Linked DNA regions of Homo sapiens: regions 2 and 3 are each linked to region 1. The links are chromatin loops, found by intact Hi-C in ENCODE. Cell type or tissue: gastrocnemius medialis. All regions are shown on one strand.

Region 1 (2,500 bases):
CTTATTCATACTCCTATCCCAGCAACCAGATGGAGACCACCAAATATTACATGCCCAATATATGTTTGTTCAGTGCTGGATTGACTTGAAATTAATCTTGTCACAAGAGAAGCAGTGAATTGGGCTCCCCATGCCCATTGGTTTTATTTGTTTACATATACTACAGAGCAATCAATCAACATTGATTTATAATTCTCCCCTGGGAATTATAAAGTGATTTTTGAAAGTATGGGGTAGTGTGGGGTGATGGTGGTGAACTTGGGTTGTACTTGTAAACAAGAGCCTGTAAGAAAACCTGATGCCTTAATAACTGAGGTGTGGTATTTTCCTTGCATCTATCTGGTGGCTATGTGCCTAATTTCTTTCTAAACATAGATCCTGAGTCTAACAGTGCCATCTATATTTCAAATCCTGAGTCTGTGGTGTTTTTTTCCCCCTCAGGTTTGGGAATACATTGGCGACTATGTCAATGAAGTCAGTGAGCATTGCTCATATTCTTAATGTGAGCCCTGAATATGACACCAGACCTGTGTCACTATGAGAACTAAAAGGAAAGTAAGACTAAAGACTCACTACAATAAACTGCCAGAATTTCCCCTTATCTGCATTTCACTGAAATGAAAAACTGTGCCCCTAGCAAAAATCCATTTCCAGCATGGCAAAGGCATAGGCTCAGCAGCTTCTCTCTATAATACTTTAGTAATGAAGCCCTTCTAGCTGGGAATCACATCCTGTCTGTCTGACTTTCACTTAGGAAAACATGTTTATCAACTCAAAGATGAATCATTGTGGCATTTATGTGAAATGGACAAGCCAGGGCTACATAGTTATTTTCCACTGCTATGGCAGCCTTTCTCTTCTATTTACAGCTGAATCTCAGCCCACTCCTGCTGAATAGAAAGTCTGGGCTCCTTCCAGACCTCCCAAATCTGATTATGGAGTCCTCCAAGGATATATCTGATTGGTATACACTACCTTGAGGGCCAGCTCCAGCTCAGGGAGAGTCTTGCTTCTCTGGTCTAATTTGTGTGTCATGGAGATGTCAGCCACACTGAGTCATGAGCAAACATGAGTTGAAGTACAAGGTGTCCTGAAACTACGCAGGGCAAAGCAGAGTCAGACTTCAGCTTTGCTGTCTTCTGACTCCTGATAATATACAAGAGATTTCAATTATAATGCTTCACGTTGACTTCTGTAATTTCTTAAAAGAAATATCTGTCTTTTGTGGAGCAGTATGTTGCAGTGGTTAAAGATGCTGCTGTGATCTGAATGTTTATGTGTCCTCAAAATTTGTATGTTCAAATCCTCACCCCTAAGATGATGGTATTAGAAACTGGGGTCTTTGGGAGGTTATTAAGTCATGTGGGCAGAGAACTCATGAATGGGATTAGGGCCTTTATAGAAGAGGCCTTAGAGAGACTCCTCTATGGATTGCCATGTAAAGTTAGAGTGAGAGGAGCTGTCTATGAGAAAGCTTGCCATCATCAGTGACTGAATATGCTGGTGCCTTGATTTTGGAATTCTCAACCTCCAGAACTGTGAGAAATAAATTGCTGTTGTTTATAAGACACCCCATCTGTTGTATTTTGTTATGGCATTCCAAATGGACTAAGACAAAGTCCTAGGTTTATCAATCAGAAAGAATTGGATTCAGATCCTGGCACTGTCCTTGAGCAGATTAATTGATGTCACTAAATGGCAGTTTTCTCATCTGAGAATTTTGGCTAATCTTAGTATCCACTCTATAGGGTGGTTTTAAAGATTAAATTGAATAAAATATATAAAAGGCAGAGCATAGACCCAAGTGTAATATAAGGGCTCAAAAACTGGTAGATATCATTATGAGTGTTATATTAAATGTCTTATTTCCATAGTAATCCAATGTTCTTTTAGCTGTCACTATCTTCATTCATTCTTCTTGTTTAGTCATTCCCTTAAGTTTAACTGTCTTCAGCAGGCCCCTTTATCTCAAATCTTCTCTTTCTGTTTGAAACAATCCATTTATCCAAAAGGAATAAAGAAAAAATTTTCTCATGTCTGAGAAGAAGCAGTAATGGGTAACAGTAACATTATTTTTTAAAACTCAAAAACTAGGCCGGGCACGGTGGCTCACGCCTGTAATCCCAGCACTTTGGGAGGCCGAGGTGGATGGATCACAAGTCAGGAGATCGAGACCATCCTGGCTAACACAGTGAAACCCTGTCTCTATTAAAAACACAAAAAAAATAAGCCAGGCGTGGTGGCGGGTGCCTGTAGTCCCAGCTACTCGGGAGGCTGAGGTAGGAGAATGGTGTGAACTGAACCCGGGAGGCGGAACTTGCAGTGAGCTGAGATTGCGCCACTGCACTCCAGCCTGGGTGACAGGGTGAAAGTCTATCTAAAAAAAAAAAAAAAAAAAAAAAACACACTCAAAGACTAACATATCATTAAAATGGAACCCAAAGCCCATTTAAGACCTGGTTGTGCTGTTTGTTTCTGTTTATTTGTTTGTTTGTTTTTT
Region 2 (2,500 bases), 210 kb before region 1:
CTCATTTGAGGCAAAATATCAGATAACTGTCTGAGATGAAAAGTGAGAACAGAATGGTCAACAGTAAGATGCTTGAATAACAACTAAAAATATTTCATAGAAATTATTGTAGTGCAGCCTCAAAAAAAACTTTAAAAATAATGGGTGCCTCGAAAACTTAGCATAATATATAGCCAATGCATACCAACTAGGATGAAAAAGGCATATCAACCACAGACCCTGTTACAGATAATCTTGTTTAAAGGACTTTCCAAACACTCTCTTATCTTGCCCATTATTGCTGCTTTTAAAAATAAAAAACACCATAAATAATATTTCTACTTCTTATCTATCAGGTCACTTTTCTATCTATCCTGACATGAAGCAAAATTTTTTCCAGAAATTTGTTCTAATTGTCAGAGACAATTCTTGTTTACCAAATGGCCTTTAAAAGACTAAAGGGAAATTTTCAAAGCATTTACCATTTCTTTCCCTGATGTTCAGCATTGTGTAAATAATATTAACACACATCATTATCTATGAAATCCCTAAGAACATATTTCCAAAATTATATACATAAAACTATATTATTTTATTCAAGTAACTTTTTACAGCACATTTGATAAATGAGACTGCCTTATATGAGAATACCTCTATAAGTAAGGAAGAAAAAAGAACGTTTGTGAACTCTAATTCATACACAGCTCAGAAGGCATTTTCTCTTAGAGTCTTATATTATATTTTATATATTTAACATTTATATTTCCATTTTAATCTTGATAATTAAAAGTTTCATGAATCTCAGAAAACATGTCTCCGAATCATAATGGCTTCAAGTAAAATGTAGTAACATTTCTAAACTGATTGAAGCATCCCATTAAAGTCCTTATGATATTTTCTTGCATCCCCCTAATGGTCTTCTTATTGAATATATGTGGTAGAAAGTTTAGATATTAATCTTCAAGTCAATTTAAATGGTAAAATGCCTGTCGGATGGTTCTTTCTGGCTAAGATGTATATCTACAGCAAAGTCAACCTCTGCTCTGTTCTAAGTAGTGGTAGGCATAGATATATCTGCATCAGAATCACTGGTCTTAAAAACAAGATTTGTTAATACGCCCTTAAAGTTAAACATGCTCTGATAGATTAAAGCAGAAAATCTATCACGAGTTGAGTAAATAGATGTCTTAAAGAGCAGTAAACCCAGGAGAAAATAATGCTGCAACATTTCAGGTTGATTTTTATCTGAACTGCATTTCCCCATTAAGCAATTTACTCTTGAGATTTAAATTAATAAAATTTTAAAAGTTTTAATTTGCCATTCATTCATCTTTTTTTTTTTTCTGTTTGAGACACAGTCTTACTCCATCACCCAGGCTGGAATGCAGTGGCGCCATCTCATTTCACTGTAACCTCCACCTCCTGGGTTCAAGCGATTCTCGTGTTTCAGTCTCCTGAGTAGCTGGGATTATAGGCATATGCCACTACACTTGGCTAACTTTTTGTATTTTTAGTATAGATGGGGTTTCGCTGTGTTGGCCAGGTCGGTCTCAAACTCCTGGTCTCGAGTGATCCACCTGCCTCGGTCTTCCAAAGTGCTGGGATTACAGGCATGAGCTACCACGTTAATTGATAAATAATAATTGTGTATATATATGAGGTACAATGTGATGTTCTGATTTATGGATGCATTGTAGAAAGAGTCAATCAACTTAATTAAGATACCTATCACCTCACCAATTTTTCATTGTTTTGTAATAAGAATATAAAAAATATTTTCTTTTGGCAATTTTAAAATATATAATACATTATAGATGCAGGGCAGGTGAGCCCCAAAGTGAAGCTTAGCCTGCAAGTGTTCTTGGCTTTGCCTAGGAAAGAATTCAAGGGCAAGCCAAAGGTACATAAAAATAGCCTTATTGAAGAGGCAGCATTACAGCTCTGGGGATGTTAAGCTCTGTGACTGCTCCTGCAGAGCAGCGCTAGTCCATAGGCAAAGAGTAGCATCTCAGGACAGTTTTGTAGTCATATTTATACCCACTTTTAATTGCATGCATATTAAGGAGCAGTCTATGCAGACATTTCTAGGGGAGGAGTAGTCATCACTGAGTCACATGGAAGGGGGCAGTAACTCCTGGGTGTTGTCATGGCAAGGGTTAATTGACATGGCACACTGGTGGGCATGTCTGATTGAAAGCTGCTTTTGCCCTGGCCCTGTTTTAGCTAGTCCTCAATCTGGTCCACTGTCTGAACTCTGCCTCTGGAGTCAAGTCCTGCCTCCTTCCTCATTTCCTGCCCCCTCAAAGATTAGATACTCCTCCTTAATCTTAACGGACTGCAGAAGGGTAAGATTCATTTTCTGTAACTGCTTCTTGCTGAGTTTATGGGAGTAGGCCCTGCCTAGCACTGGAGGAGTAAAAATCTCTAGATACCTGCTGTAAGGGGCCAGAAGCAGGACACTTCCATTCTCCAGGTCAGTAGATGGAATTGCTTGGAAGCCTTGTGCCAGCACTGTTTTTAC
Region 3 (2,500 bases), 76 kb before region 1:
AACCAGAAATGGTTAATAAATATGTTCTTCCACCATAATTTTTTTCTAAGACATTTTGGCGTATTTTTTAAAAACTGTGTGTACATAGTAGGTGTATATATTTATGGGGTACATGAGATATCTGGATACAATTACACAATGAAAAATAAGCACATCTTGGACAATGGGATATCTATCCCCTCAAGCATTTGCCCTTTGAGTTACAAACAATCCGTTTACATTATTTAAGTTATTTAAAAATATACACTTAAATTATTATTGACTAGGGTCACCCTATTGTGCTATCAAAGAGTAGATCTTATTTATTCTTTCTGTATTTTGTACCATTAACTACCCCCACCTCCTCCCTAACCGCACACTACCCTTCCAAGCCTCTGGCGACCATCCTTTTGTTCTCTATGTCCATGAGTTCAATCGTTTTGATTTTTAGATCCCATAAATAAATGAGAACATGTGATGCATGTCTTTCTGTGCCTGGCTTATTTCACTTAACATAATGATCTCCAGTTCCATCCATTCTGCAAATGACAGAATCTCATTCATTTTTATAGATGTGTAGTACTCCATTTTGTATGTGCAGCACATTTTATTTATCCCTTCGTCTGCTGATGGACACATAGATTGCTTCCAAATCTTAGCTATTGTAAACAGTGCTGCAACAAACATAGGAGTGCAGATATCTCTTCGATATACTGATTTCCTTTCTTTTGGTTACATATCCAGCAGTGGGATTGCTGGATCATATGGTAGCTCAATTTTTAGGTTGTTGAGAAACTCCAAACTATTCTTCATAGTTATTGTATTAATTTACATTCCCACCAACAGTATACAAGGGTTGCCTTTTCTCCACATCCTTGTCAGTATTTGTTATTACCTGTTTTTTTTTTTTTTGATATAAGCCATTTTAAATGGGATGAGATGATATCTGATTGTAGTTTTGATTTTCATTTCACTAATGATCAGTGAGGTAGGGCATCATTTCAGTTGCCTGTTTGCCATTCATAAGTCTTCTTTTGAGAAATGGCTGTTCAAATCATTTGCCCATGGTTTGATCAAGTTATTTGATTTTTTTTCTATAGAGTTGTTTGAGCTCCTTACGTATTCTAACTATTAATCCTTTGTCAAAGGGGTAGTTTGCAAATATTTTTCTTCTATTCTCTGGGTTTTTTTCTGCACTTTGCTGTGCAGAAGCTTTTTAACTTGATGTGATCCCATTTGTCCATATTTGCTTTTGTTGCCTGTGCTTGTGGGGTATTACTCAAAAAATCTTTGTCCAGATCAATGTGCTGGAGATTTTCTTCAATGTTTTCTTGTGGTCGTTTCATAGTTTTAGGTCTCAAATTTAAGTCTTTAATCCATTTTGATTTTATTTTTTAATATGGCAAGAGATAGGGGTCTAGTTTTATTCTTTTGCATTTGGTTATCCAGTTTTCCCAGCATCATTTATTGAAGAGACTGTCTTTTCCTCAGTATATGTTCTTGACACCTTTGTCAAAAATGAGTTCACAACAGGCGTATGGATTTGTGTCTGGGTTCTGTATTCTGTTAAATTGGTTCATGTGTCTGTTTTTATGCCAATACCGGGCTGTTTGGTATAATTTGAAATCAGGTAACATGATTCCTCTGGTATTGTTCTTTCTGCTTAGGATAGCTTTGGCTATTGTGGGTTTTTTTTGTGGTTCCATATAAATTTTAGAAATTTAGAATTGTTTTTTCTATTTCTGTGAAGAATGTCATTGGTATTTTGATAGGGATTGCATTGAATCTGTAAATTGCTTTAGTATGAACACTTCAACTATATTGATTCTTCCAATCCATGAACATGGAGTATTTTTCCATTTTTTGATGTTCTCTTCAATTTCCTTTATCAGCATTTTATAGTTTTCATTATAGAGATCTTTCACTTTGGATAAGTTAATTTCTAGGTATCTAATTTTATGTATGGCTATTGTGAATGGGATTACTTTTAAAATTTCTTTTTCACATTGTTCACTGTTGGCATATAGAAACTCTACTGATTTTGTAAGTTAATTTTTGTATCCTGAAATTTTACCAAATTTGTTTATCAGTTCTAATAGTTTCCTTGCAGAGTCTAGGTTTTTCAAAATATAAGATCATATTATCAGCAAATAAGAATAATTTGACTCCTTCCTTTCAATTTGGATGTCCTATATATCTTTGTCTTGTCTAATTGCTCTAGCTAGTACTTCCAGTTCTATATTGAATAACATAGTGACAGTGGGCATCCCTGTCATGTTACAAATCTTAGAGTAAAGACTTTCTGTTTTTCCCCATTAAGTATGATACTAGCTGTGGGTCTGTCATATGTGACTTTTATTATGTCGAGGTATGTTCCTTCTATACCCAGTTTTTGAGGGTTTTCTTCATGAATGGATGTTGAATTTCACCATATTCTTTTTCAGCATCAATTGAAATGATCATATGGTTTTTAACCTTCACTCTGTTGATACAATGTATCATGTTAATTAATTTGTGTATG

The links. A loop is a pair of places that touch in the nucleus more often than their neighbours do. Peaks named below come from ENCODE experiments on the same cell type or tissue, not always from the same donor. Only the 100,000 strongest peaks of a DNase experiment are listed, where the experiment ranks them.
Region 2: it touches region 1 in a loop (7-fold over the local background); 1 of 110 quality-filtered maps calls a loop at or near these places.
Region 3: a loop joins it to region 1, with 2.9 times the contacts of the local background. A loop is called at or near these places in 1 of 110 quality-filtered maps.

The regions. Positions count from the first base shown.
Region 1 is chr6:123,089,714-123,092,213 of GRCh38, reverse strand. No RefSeq gene overlaps it. Among named protein-coding and RNA genes, the nearest start is that of CLVS2, 95 kb to the right of the region's middle. In gastrocnemius medialis, no CTCF peak of the experiment used is centred here; a DNase peak (open chromatin) is centred at 1,053; H3K4me3 peaks cover 348 bases; H3K27ac peaks cover 2,072 bases.
Region 2 is chr6:123,294,793-123,297,292 of GRCh38, reverse strand. The region is part of intron 24 of TRDN (triadin); the gene reads left to right. Among named protein-coding and RNA genes, the nearest start is that of TRDN-AS1, 140 kb to the left of the region's middle. In gastrocnemius medialis, no CTCF peak of the experiment used is centred here; a DNase peak (open chromatin) is centred at 1,428; H3K27ac peaks cover 300 bases.
Region 3 is chr6:123,166,029-123,168,528 of GRCh38, reverse strand. No RefSeq gene overlaps it. Among named protein-coding and RNA genes, the nearest start is that of CLVS2, 170 kb to the right of the region's middle. In gastrocnemius medialis, no CTCF peak of the experiment used is centred here; no DNase peak of the experiment used is centred here; H3K27ac peaks cover 737 bases.